Regions from separate parts of the Homo sapiens genome. Here region 1 is linked to region 2. Evidence: chromatin contacts called from ENCODE Hi-C or POLR2A ChIA-PET data. All regions are on one chromosome and are shown on one strand. The core of a region is the stretch at or near the end of the contact, and the rest is flanking DNA. Distances in the headings are between cores, read along the strand shown.

Region 1 (5,606 bases), core at 2,805-5,304, 68 kb after region 2:
TCATGCCATTGCACTCTAGCCTGGGCAACAAAGCCAGACTCCATCTCAAAAAAAAAAAAACCCCGAAGTATATTAATATAACTGAAATTATTTTAACCCGTTGCTTTTCCCTTTCTTTACTGTGTGTGCATATGTGTGTATATACACAATAAAGAAACTTTTTTTGTGTGTGTATATATATATATACTGTGTATACATATATACTCTATATATACACAGTGTATACATATATACTCTATATATACACTGTGTATATACTGTGTATATGTATATACTGTATGACTATATATATACATTGTGTATATATACTTTATATACATGTATATCTGTGTATACATATATACAGATGTACAGATATATATGTATACATGTACATATATATCTGTACATGTATACATATATAGTATATATATAGTATATCTGTACATATATAGTATATATATAGTATATCTGTGTATATGCTATATAGTATAGTGTATAGTATATCTGTGTATATATAGTATATCTGTACATATATACATATATAGTATATATATAGTATATCTGTGTATATGCTATATAGTATAGTGTATATCTGTGTATATATAGTATATCTGTACATATATACATATATAGTATATATATAGTATATCTGTGTATATGCTATATAGTATAGTGTATATCTGTGTATATATAGTATATCTGTACATATATACATATATAGTATATATATAGTATATCTGTGTATATGCTATATAGTATAGTATATAGTATATCTGTGTATATGACCTCAGGCAATCCACCTGCCTGCTTTGGCCTCCCAAAGTGCTGGGATTACAGGGGTGAGCCACTGCACCCGGCCTTTTAAAATTTATTTTTAGTAGAGACAAGGCTGGCCTCTTCTCTTCAATTACATTCTCTGTGGCTATACAGATGGTCTCAGTAGGATAATATCCCAGTTGCTCAGAGTGGTGACCTGTTCTGTAGCACACCCTTGGACTGGCTTTTCTTCTTTCCAGTTTCACTTTTTCCATTCTTCTCTTTCTGTTCCTTCTGATTGCTTTTCACTATAAACTACCTACATCCTGTTCTTGTCTCAGGCTCTACTTACTGGAGGAGCCAAGCCTGGGACAGATTCCTGTGTAAAATGTGATGGAATGAATTAGCAAACTTGACAAGGACCCAGGAGGCCTGGGTTCCAGATCAACTCTATTGCTAACCTGATTTGTAAAAGTCACTTTATCTACTGAAAAGGTGGGCATTTTCATCATCATTTTCAGATGGTACTATGGGAGAAGATCTTCCAACCATTTGTTAAGTGAGGAAAAAAAAAAGCAAGAAAAATGCTTGTCACGCGCATAAAAAGAGCATGTGTGTGTGCGTACATGTTAATAAAGGCATACAAAATGGTGGACCATCAAGGTTTACTACATATTTTTGTATAGCTTGAATTGTTTACAAGAAGAATGCATATTAATTAGCTTTATTTAGACCTCTGGGGAAAAGAGAAGACTGCATCTTGTGTAATTAAAAAAAGAAATAAATAACATCCACCTCCAAGGAAGTTGAATGATGCTTGTTAAAGTGCAGAGCAGAAGCCACCAACCAAGGTAAGAAAGCCGGGTTGTGCTCCGGTATGTGCGCTAGGAGGCAGCGGAGCTGAGACCGAGGCCAGGCGGCTAGAGAAACCGCGAACCAAGGACGGGGGGGCTGGGTCTTTCTGGTCGCCAGGGGGCAGAAGTGTAGGGCAACTTAAATCCGCAACTACCCGCTGTTGCCCAGGCTCCAACGCCAGGCCGAGCATTTCAGAAGTCATAAGTTCCATCTCTCTGCCGCAGCCGAGACAGATTGGAGGGTTTTCAGAGTCAAGGGGATGCCCCCCCGCCCCCCGCCTCAGAGAAGCTTGGCACTCTGAACAATCTCAACCACTCTCCCCTCTGCTCCTCCCTTCCCTACCCCCCAACACCCATGAAGGGGAAATTGAGTCATGGGAGGAGAGGCCAGAGTCATCAGGGGAATGAGGGCCGACGCCAGCCCTCAGGGCCTTCCAGATGCTAGGAGGAGGAGGGTTCTCCAGGAAAACAAACAGGGGTGAGAGGGGAAGGCGGTTGGCTGGGCAGGAGCTGAGCCAGACACATGGAGAAACGCTGCCCAGGATCAAAGGAAATATGACATTTGAAAAGAATGTGTGCGTCTGCATGTGCTGTGCCTGCGGGGAGTGGGGCCGGGGAGGGGCAGAGTCTGGGGGAACAGGGGCTGGGCCTCGGGGTCTCTATCCCTGCTTTTCTCGCCTCCGCTTCCCACCTCCCTTGCCCTCTTAGGTACAGGCTGGTTGATGGGTCGAGGTGTTCCTCGTCCTCCCTCCCCGTGGGTTTCTCCTTCCTTTATTTCCGAGATGAAGCTGGAAGGGAAATGTAACCTGAGGAGACCAACCAAAGGAAAAAAAAGAAAAAAAAAAGAAAAAAAAAAAAAAGAAAGAAGAAAATCAAACCAGGCCGCTTCCCCGCTCGGCCTCGGAACATTCTTCTCTCCCCGCCGGCCTGGGCTCTTCTCCCCGCCCCTCCTGTGTTGCGGCCCTGGGCTCGGAGCCGGGGCAGCTCCGCACGTCACTGGGGTCCCCGGGGACTGGGGGGGTGGTCCCCTGGGCGGGCCCGAGGGAGGACCGAGGGGAGGGAGGGAAGCCGCCTCGGCCGCTGCGGAGCTCCGGCCCGTCGGGCCAGCCCTCCCTTCTTTCCCCAGTCCCGTAGAGCCTGTTTCTCATTAGAGTAACGGGCGCGGTCCCCGCCCGGCTTCTGAGTGTTTGTAAACGTCTGACCTGGGGCCGTCGCTTAACCGTTTAGTTGCTGGGATGGGGCGGCGTTGGGGGTGCGGCCCTGAACCGGAGGGATTTAGAGACTGGAGACGCGGCCTCTAAGAGAGGTTGAAACTGTGTGTGTGTGGGAGAAAATGATAACCACCCTCCCATCTCTCCTACCCGCCAGCCTCGCCAGTATCTCCCACCGAGTCACGAATCTCCCATCTAACTCCCTCTCACACAACCCAGGCCTCTCCAAGCCTGACTTTCCCGGAAACTCCAGTCCAGGTCTTCCTTCCTCCTCCAGCCCAGGTGACAGGTGTCCAGCCTGTTGGGGGCGGGGGGGCCAAGGAGGGGGAAGAGGAGGGGAACCCACAGGGTCCGGAGGTTTCAGGCCCCTAGTAAACCTGGCAAGGATTTTTAGAAGAGCCGGAGTGGGATGCTATCGGGTCAGAGATTCATTCCAGACTACAGTTCTAGGGAGGAGGCTGCCAACTTCCCGTGGAGGCTAATTCACGGCCCCTCTGGGTGGCTGGGACAAGGGCAGCGGCAAAGCCTGGCCTGGATCTACGCCCATCAAGGGCTGTGGGCCTAGGGACAGTTCTCAAAGCCTCTTTGGCTCGGACTGCTCCCAGAGGCATCCAGGCTGGCTAAGCGTTCTTCATCTTTGGGGGTCCTGGAGGAATGGCTGATGGAGGCGCTGATTCGGCAGCGCAAAGACTTCCAGAAGGCCCGGGCAGAGTAGCCCCAGGCAAGGGAGGCGGAAGAATAGCCTTTTCCTCTTCCGAGCAACTCGGTGCCACTCTGCCCCCAGGACCCTCCTGGCCTCAGGCTTGGAGGGAAAGGGGAGGAGAAGTGGTTCTGCCTTGCTAGGTGCTATCTACACAGTCTTCAGAATTTAAAAAAGGGTCTTCCGTGGGCTCTCTACCCTGGGGGCCCAGGATGTGGCCCCTTTAAGGCTCTCGGACCCAGAACCTTGAACTGAGACTAGGGGAGGTGGGGGCTGGGCTCTCTGCGGGAAATGATTGTCACAACGGCGGACCAATAGGCAACATTAGTATCACTCTTGAAGGACCGTTTTCCAATTCAGTTTTTTTTTTTTTGAGGGGGAGGGACTGAAGAGAGGACAGAGGGAGGGAGGGTGGGGGAGGACGAGGGGCGCGTGGTTTTCCCATCTCATCCCTGGAGGAGGGGCTGGAGCATCCCCGGCAGCCAATCAGGGACAGGCTGGGGGGGGGACCGCTTTGAAGAAGTTTGGGGGAAAAAAGTTTGGAAAAGTTTCTATAATAACGAGGGGGCTTCTGGAGGGAGGCGGCAGCGACGGAGGAGGGGGCTTCTCAGAGAAAGGGAGGGAGGGAGCCACCCGGGTGAAGATACAGCAGCCTCCTGAACTCCCCCCTCCCACCCAGGCCGGGACCTGGGGGCTCCTGCCGGATCCATGGGGGCGGCCAGCTGCGAGGATGAGGAGCTGGAATTTAAGCTGGTGTTCGGGGAGGAAAAGGAGGCCCCCCCGCTGGGCGCGGGGGGATTGGGGGAAGGTTAGTGCTGGGCTGGGAAGGGGTCTTGGGGTCAGTGAGAGGAGGGCCGGGGATCCTGAGTCTGGGGAATTTAAGGCAGCGAGCCTAGGGTGGGGGGTGAGGGAGTCAGAGGTCGAAGGGAGTCGGGGGGACTCGTTGGCCTGCGGAAGTGAGGCTGGGGGCCCGGGCACCACTTTCTCCTTTTTAGGTCGTGACTGGGGTGGGGGTGGGGGTGCTGTTGGCTGTGCGCCGCCTCCCGGCTGGGCCGCCTGTCACTGAACTGGGGGGCGGGCGGGAACTACGGCCCCAACAGCACCAGGCGCCGCCAGGGGAAGGGGAGGTTTGGCGCTGGAGCTGGCCCCTGGCGGACCGAGCTCTGGCCCGGCCGACTGGACGCCCGGGGCTGGGGGCGCTGTCAGGCCTCGCTGGGGCGCCCCTCCCCCTCCCCCGTCTGGCCGCAATGAGAGGCAGATGGCGGGGACCGAGCCGGGGGCGGCGGCCGCCGCTCGCACGAATCCGCGCTGCCCGCTGCCCCCCTTCCCCCGGCTGGGCCCAGCACGCATCACCCCCTCGGCTGCACCTCCGCCCCTAGATGGCGAGGAGAGAGGGAGGAGCCACCTCCCCTCGTCACCACAGCCCTGACGCCCCCCTCCCCTCTGGCCACGGTTGCGATGGCAACTGGGGCTCCTGCCAGCGCCGTTTGGGGGTTTGGGAACCGCTGCTAATTGGGTTCATGTGTGAGTCGCCCCCAGTCCAGCCCAGTGCCTCAAGAAACACGCCTCCAGGCCCAGCCCCAGCTCCAGCCCCTCTGGACCCACCTCTCTCACCTTAAGACCCACTGGATCGGGTACCCTCGGTCCTAGGATCCAGGGGCCAGTGGGCAAAGGCCTGGCATGCCTGCTTCAATCTCCTCCATCTTCCCAGGTCCAACTCTGCTTTTGTCTTGTGGCTCAGAAGGTCTCTTTGCTGAGGGGCAGGGAGCATAGAAGGACTTGCGGCCTGGCCACTCAAGGAACATAGCCATCTCACCTGCTTCTCTCTTTCCCCCTCTCCCTCTGCTCCTCTTCCCATTTTGACAGAACTGGACTCAGAGGATGCCCCGCCATGCTGCCGTCTGGCCTTGGGAGAGCCCCCTCCCTATGGCGCTGCACCTATCGGTATTCCCCGACCTCCACCCCCTCGGCCTGGCATGCATTCGCCACCGCCGCGACCAGCCCCCTCACCTGGCACCTGGGAGAGCCAGCCCGCCAGGTCGGTGAGGCTGGGAGGACCAGGAGGGGGTGCTGGGGGTGCTGGGGGTGGCCGTGTTCTCGAGT
Region 2 (5,890 bases), core at 3,391-5,890:
ATCATACATCCTCCCAATAGAATACGTACAAGTATTAAAAAGAATGAGAGATATTTACATGAAAAATCTGAAAGAATATATGCCAGGCTATTAATAGTAGCTATATATCAGGCAAGAGAGCAAGGGATGGCACTGAGGGGAATAAGATTATACTGGTCTTCAGATTTTTTCCATATTTAAAAAAAGTAACACACACATAACTTGGTAACCAGAATAAATTTCTTTTGCATAGGGAAAGAATTAGGACCTTCCAAATGAAAACAAGTAGAGTTATAGTTTTAAAGGAAAGTGCAGCCCAAGGTAATACAGAGGAAAGGCAGTAAATGCGCATGGGGAATGGGTGGGCAGGAGGTGCTGGGGGGCTGTCAGGGGCTCATCAAGGGGCCTTTACCTTGGATAATTCATCAGGGCCCAAGGTCGAGGGTCTGGGCCTCTGCCTTGAATCTCTGCTTCAGGGTCAAAACCCTGGCCAGCAAGAGATGAGGGTGTGGAAGGCACCTCTCTTTGGAGGCTATGGTCATGAACACTGGCCAATTTCCAGCTCTTAACGTGTCCCTTTCTTGCCTTTGGCCTCACCATCCTCCTCTGTCCTAATGATCTTCCTTCCACTTTGGAAATCACAATTGCATTCTAATCCTGCTTCCTTGGGATTGTTACCAGAGTACCAAAATTGGAGCGGTGGGTGTTCTTACATGCTTTAGTCACAGATTTGCCGATAATCTCGTGGTTACTCCCACAGGTGACTGATCACATCCATCAGGCATGACTTGATTATATGAGAGTGTAACATCATTCCAACAGTAACAGAGGCATAACTGGTGTGCATTATGCTAGGCGAATTCTAAATGCTGTGTTTCATCTCACTCCTGGGCTAAATGACCCTGTGTGACCCAGTGATGTACCTGCTCTCCCAACTCTGACCCGGCAGTGCCCTTGCCTGTGGGTGTGGAGTGAGGATGTGGAGACTAAACAGCATTGGTGTTCGCTCCTTCTTCTTAAGCTTCTCCCAGTCTAAAATAAAACAATTTCTCCCTCTAACCATTTTGAAAGTATAGACTACAGGCTGTGCGCATTACTGAGAGGAGGAGGCTTCCTCCCTTCTGGGTCTTGCATTTGGATGGGCAGAGAGTGAGACAGGAGAGAGGCCAAGGGCTTGTTCCAATGAAAATTACTGACAGAGTTGACATTCTCAGGTACAGACTCACCTGGATGGAACTTCTCCAGAGGTAAGTGGGACAAATGGAATGGAAGGGAGAAGAAAGAGATGGGGGAGGCCGGAGGGAAAAGGAGAGGGCATGTAAGGAAAGGCCTGGCCGTCGAGTTGGCTAAGTGAGTGAGGGAACATGGGTCCTGGCAGTGGAGCACCCACCTGAGTCCGACGTTGTTGATATCATCCCACATGGAGGCAGGGGTTTCCCAGAATGCCTTATTCCTGGTGTTCAGGATCGTCTGGAAGGCACAGGGAGGGTGATGAATGATCTGAAGGTAGGGAGGTGTGAGGGGCTGGGTAATGGAAGGGACAATGAGTGGGGATGAAGATGCAGGGGTCTGAGGGGGAGGTCAGAAATGTGGAGTTGGGAACAAAGTTCAAAGGGTACCTGGACCCCTGCATAAGCATTGTTGACCAGCACATCTAGACGCCCTTGCTGTTCCCGATCCACTTGCTCAAACAGGCTTCGCACTTCACTCTCCTGGCTTGAATCGCACACCACAGGCACACATTGGCCCCCGAGGGATTGTGCCTGGAGTAGGACAGGGGATATGAGCTCACATTCACACATGGGTGTGAGTCATGACAAAACTCCCCAACCAAAGTGGGCTTGAGAACTGAGAAGACAATCAATCCTAGGAGAGCCTGCTGCAGAGGCAACATGGCAGGCAACGCTGCCCTCTGGTGTCTGTTTGAGTAGTTTCAGGAATGATAGGCCTCCCCACCACAGAGCAAGGTGAATTGCAATGTAAGTTTTAATAATCTACAAACATTTACTGAGGCCCACCATGTGCACAGCATTGTACTTTGCAAGTAGAGGGTAAGAACAAGTGAGGCATGGAGTCTGCTCTTGAGAAATGAGTAAGCATCCTTTTCCTTGTTGTGGTCATTTCCATCTCTCATGCCCTTAGCTCCCACCCTACACTACTCACCTAAAACCTCTACTCAGTCCCAGTTGTCTTACCCTCACTCCACCAATGCTCCTGGTTGGTAATTGAAAAAACCAAAGCTATCAGCCATGAATGATTTCTACTTCCTGTTCTGTCTCACTCTCTACAAATGCCCACAAACCTCCAACTTCAGAGGAAGAAGAGTCCTTTATCTAAGAACAATCCTCCTATTCTCCAAATTTATGCTCTGGGTCCCCGCCTATTACCCTCCTTGCCTGAACTACTGCAATGCCTCCCAACGACTCACCTGACCTCCAGTCTGTCTGCCTTAAATTAATTCTTCATAATCCAGCCAGTACGACCTATCTAAAACACAAACCCTGTTCAAAATCTCCTAACTGGATCTCCATCTCTTAGAGGATGAAGCCTGAGTTCTCTATTAGGGTCTTCCAAGACCCACTCTTTCCTCTCCAGCCTCTCACTCACTACTCTTCCCTTGCATTATCTCACACATCTACTCTTTCACACAGCGTCCCTATGCTTATGGAGCTCCCTCTGCTGGAATGCTTTTCCTAACTTCCTTTACCTAATTCTTACCTTTCAAAACTCAGTTCAAGAACCACCTACCTCCTCCAGGACGCTTTCCCAAACCACTTTCCCTAGCCACTCTCCTATGTCATCTGGATGCTCCCCAACACCCCTAGAGTATTCTGTGCATATCTCCCTCTTATAATTTACCATATTCACATTACATTGAAGTGACTGCTTTCTGTACCTGACTTCCTGTTGGAATCTATCTTCATTTTTAATTAAAATTTTTTTTTTTAGAGACAGGGTCTCACTGTCACCAGGCTGGAGTGCAGTGGTGCAATCATAGCTCACTGCAACCTCGAACTCCTGGGCTCAAACGATCCTCCTGCCTCAGCCTCCCAAGTAGATGGTACTACAGGTGCAGGCCACTGTGCCTAGCTAATTATTTAAAAAATATTTTTTGTAGAGACTGGGTCTAGCTATGTTGCCCAGACTGGTCTCCAACTGCTGGCCTCAAGTGATCTTGCTGCCTTGGCCACCCAAAGTGCTGGGACTACAGGCATGAGCCACTGTACTCCACCATGGACTGAATCTTTGAAGAGCAGAAATTAGATTTTATTAGTCTTGGTAACTTCAGTGGTTTACCAATGCCTAGCAAATCATGGATACTCAAATATTTATTTAACTGAAGTCTAGTAAATAAGTAAAAAATGTGCAGTTCAATAAAGTCTTGCCTGAAATAGAGGAAAGCACAGGTCCACAACCCTTTAGTTGCAATTCCAAAATCTCTGCTCTCAAACAAAAAGTTTTTTACTTTTCTTTCTTTTCTTTTTTTTAATACAGTGTCTCGCTGTGTCGTCTAGACTGGAGTGCAGTGGTGTGATCATGGCTCAACTCCTAGGCTCAAGCGATCCTCCTGCCTCAGCCTCCGGAGTAGCTGCTGGGACTGCAGGAACGTGCCACCATGCCTGGCTCAAACACAAAGTTTTTTCATAAAACTCACTTGGCGGCAAAATTCTACCTTACCTGAAGTTATTTACGGGGTTTTTAATTTCCACTTTGAATAAATATTCACATCTTGTTGAGTAGTATTATAGTTTCAGGTAAGGGATTAGGAAAGGAGCTGTTAAGTGGAAGGGCTCTCTCGGGTGGTTTCTGCAACTGTGGTCCCAGAGGAAGCACTCACCTCCTGAGCAACAACGCGAAGGGTGTCCAGATGGCGGCCAGTGATGTAAACTGTGGCGCCTGCTTTGCAGAGCTGCAAGGCAATGCCACGGCCAATACCCCTGGAGGCACCAGTCACCACACACACTTGGCCATTCATGGGAGCTGCCATGACTCACAGGCAAAGGAGGCAGGTCTGTGGAAGCAAAGACTTACTCTGAGGGAAGCCTGGAGACTGTGTGTGTGTTGGGGCGAGGTTGGGGGGTAGGGGAGAACCTCACTAGGGCTAAGAGGAGGAGCCAAGGTAAGAATCCTTTGAGGGGAGAGGAGTCAGAGGCTGACAACTGGGTGCGGGCCTGAGGACAAGGCTGACTGTCTTTTGGGAGGCCCAGAGAGTGAAGAAGGGGCTGAGTGGGACTGTCCAGAGGTGGACAACTACTACAACCCTCTGAGTGTGGCTGCCTGGATATGGGAATCTGGCGCGGCAGCCCCTCGGGGCGCGTCCACGCAGAGTCCTGGGCTATCTGAAGCTCCGGTCCCTGGCCTGACCCAGTCCGGCTGAGCCAGAGGCGCAGCTTCCGGGCCGGGGATGAGCGCGAAGCCTGGAGATCCTAAGCCCTAAGTGGGACGAGCGTGCGCCGCTTACCTGCCACCTGCGCTGCCGCTGAGGTCTGCAGATTGCGGGGCTGCGGTGGAAGTCTGGGTTCTCGCCCAGATTGAGCCGGCGACGTGGAGGCAGTGTTCAAGGATTGATTCTGTAGTAGGACCCGGGGCGATTCTGTGCTGAGGTAGAGGGGCAGAGTCCCAGGCCAAAGTTAGAACCTGCGGATGGGGGCGGAGCGATCTGGGTGACACACCCACCCCGCCCGGCTGGGGCGGCGCGGAACTATGACGTAGTAGCTGCGTCAGGAGCGCGCCCGCGTTTCTAAACTTTGTCTGGATAAGGCGCACGCTTGGCGACGTCGAAGGTCCGTCCGCAGTTAAGGAAGCTTTTGCAGCCGGACAGGTCGCGAAGCACACATGGGGCAGGGTCCGCGCTCTCCACACAAGGTGGGGCGCCGGTTCCCAGCTGGTGGCAAACGGGGGCGCGGGGCCAAGGGGTCGGGGCGCCCCTTACCAGGCCGTAAGCGGCAACCCTGGCCGCCTCCGGATGGGCGCTCGGAGCCGGCTCCAGATTCGCACCCGCACCTGAGCCCGGAAGCTCTGGGATATTTCCGCCGGGCGCTGTCAGCATTGAAAGAGGCTCCCGAGACTGGGGAAGAACGAGGTAGGCAGCAACTTCGGGGTTTAGACCAAGAGCATCAAATCCAGGGCAGGCAAGGAAACTTTCTAGGGTCGGCAGGGCGTGGGGACTTAGTTTCATTTCCCATGTCCTCTTCCTCGGCCTCCGACCCACGACCCTTGGTTAAGCGAGGGTACATAACTGTATTCTCTACTAAGTCTCTTCAAAGTGTGTCTTTCTTCCCTTTTCAGATCTGATGGTGCACAATATAATGAAGGAAGTAGAGACTCAGGCCCTAGCTTTGTCCACGAACAGGACTGGCAGTGAGATGCTGCAGGAACTGTTGGGATTCAGTCCCTTGAAACCGCTTTGTCGCGTGTGGGCTGCTCTGCGCTCTAACTTGCGCACTGTGGCCTGTCACCGATGCGGGGTCCATGTATTACAAAGTGCTTTGCTACAGCTCCCTCGATTGCTGGGGAGTGCTGCAGAGGAGGAGGAGGAGGAGGAGGAGGATGGAAAGGATGGTCCCACGGAGACCCTGGAGGAGCTGGTCCTGGGACTAGCCGCTGAGGTGTGTGATGATTTTCTTGTCTACTGTGGAGACACACATGGCAGCTTCGTGGTCAGAACTCTGCTTCAGGTGTTAGGAGGGACTATTCTGGAGTCTGAGAGAGCCAGGCCCCGTGGTTCCCAATCATCTGGTAAGTATTACAAGAGGAAAGTGGACCTAGGGGGAAGAAGAATTTAGAAAGTTCAGAATGAGACAGTAAACAGAAGAGTAAGTCTTCATGGGGGAGCTTGACCGGGAAGAATTAGCTTGACCTGTCCTAATCTGAACAGGGCTTAGCAAGCCAAAGATTAGTGTGTGCGGAG

The links. Hi-C counts contacts between places; a loop is a spot of excess contacts on that map. ChIA-PET counts read pairs that join two places held with the same protein, here RNA polymerase II (POLR2A). Pooled maps may share reads with other maps.
Region 1: a pooled map shows a loop between it and region 2 (3-fold over the local background). The contact joins the promoter of NFATC4 here to the promoter of DHRS1 in region 2. A Hi-C loop is called at or near these places in 1 of 37 single-sample maps with no recorded cell type and 4 of 50 pooled maps. POLR2A ChIA-PET finds 5 or more read pairs at or near these places in 8 of 52 experiments (Caco-2, GM12878, HepG2 and 5 more).

The regions. Positions count from the first base shown.
Region 1 is chr14:24,364,130-24,369,735 of GRCh38, forward strand. It overlaps NFATC4 (nuclear factor of activated T cells 4), which reads left to right and starts at 4,055. Exons shown (of 10, transcript NM_004554.5): 1 at 4,055-4,311; 2 at 5,370-5,606. The coding sequence starts at 4,212. LOC124903291 (a long non-coding RNA gene) reads right to left here and starts at 5,256. Exons shown (of 2, transcript XR_007064085.1): 1 at 5,118-5,256; 2 at 1,387-2,398. RefSeq lists silencers at 2,486-2,795, 4,514-4,893.
Region 2 is chr14:24,295,140-24,301,029 of GRCh38, forward strand. DHRS1 (dehydrogenase/reductase 1) reads right to left here and starts at 4,641. Exons shown (of 9, transcript NM_001136050.3): 1 at 4,442-4,641; 2 at 3,818-3,991; 3 at 1,599-1,742; 4 at 1,370-1,449. The coding sequence starts at 3,967. It overlaps NOP9 (NOP9 nucleolar protein), which reads left to right and starts at 4,711. Exons shown (of 10, transcript NM_174913.3): 1 at 4,711-5,062; 2 at 5,269-5,718. The coding sequence starts at 4,816. RefSeq lists an enhancer at 3,195-3,985.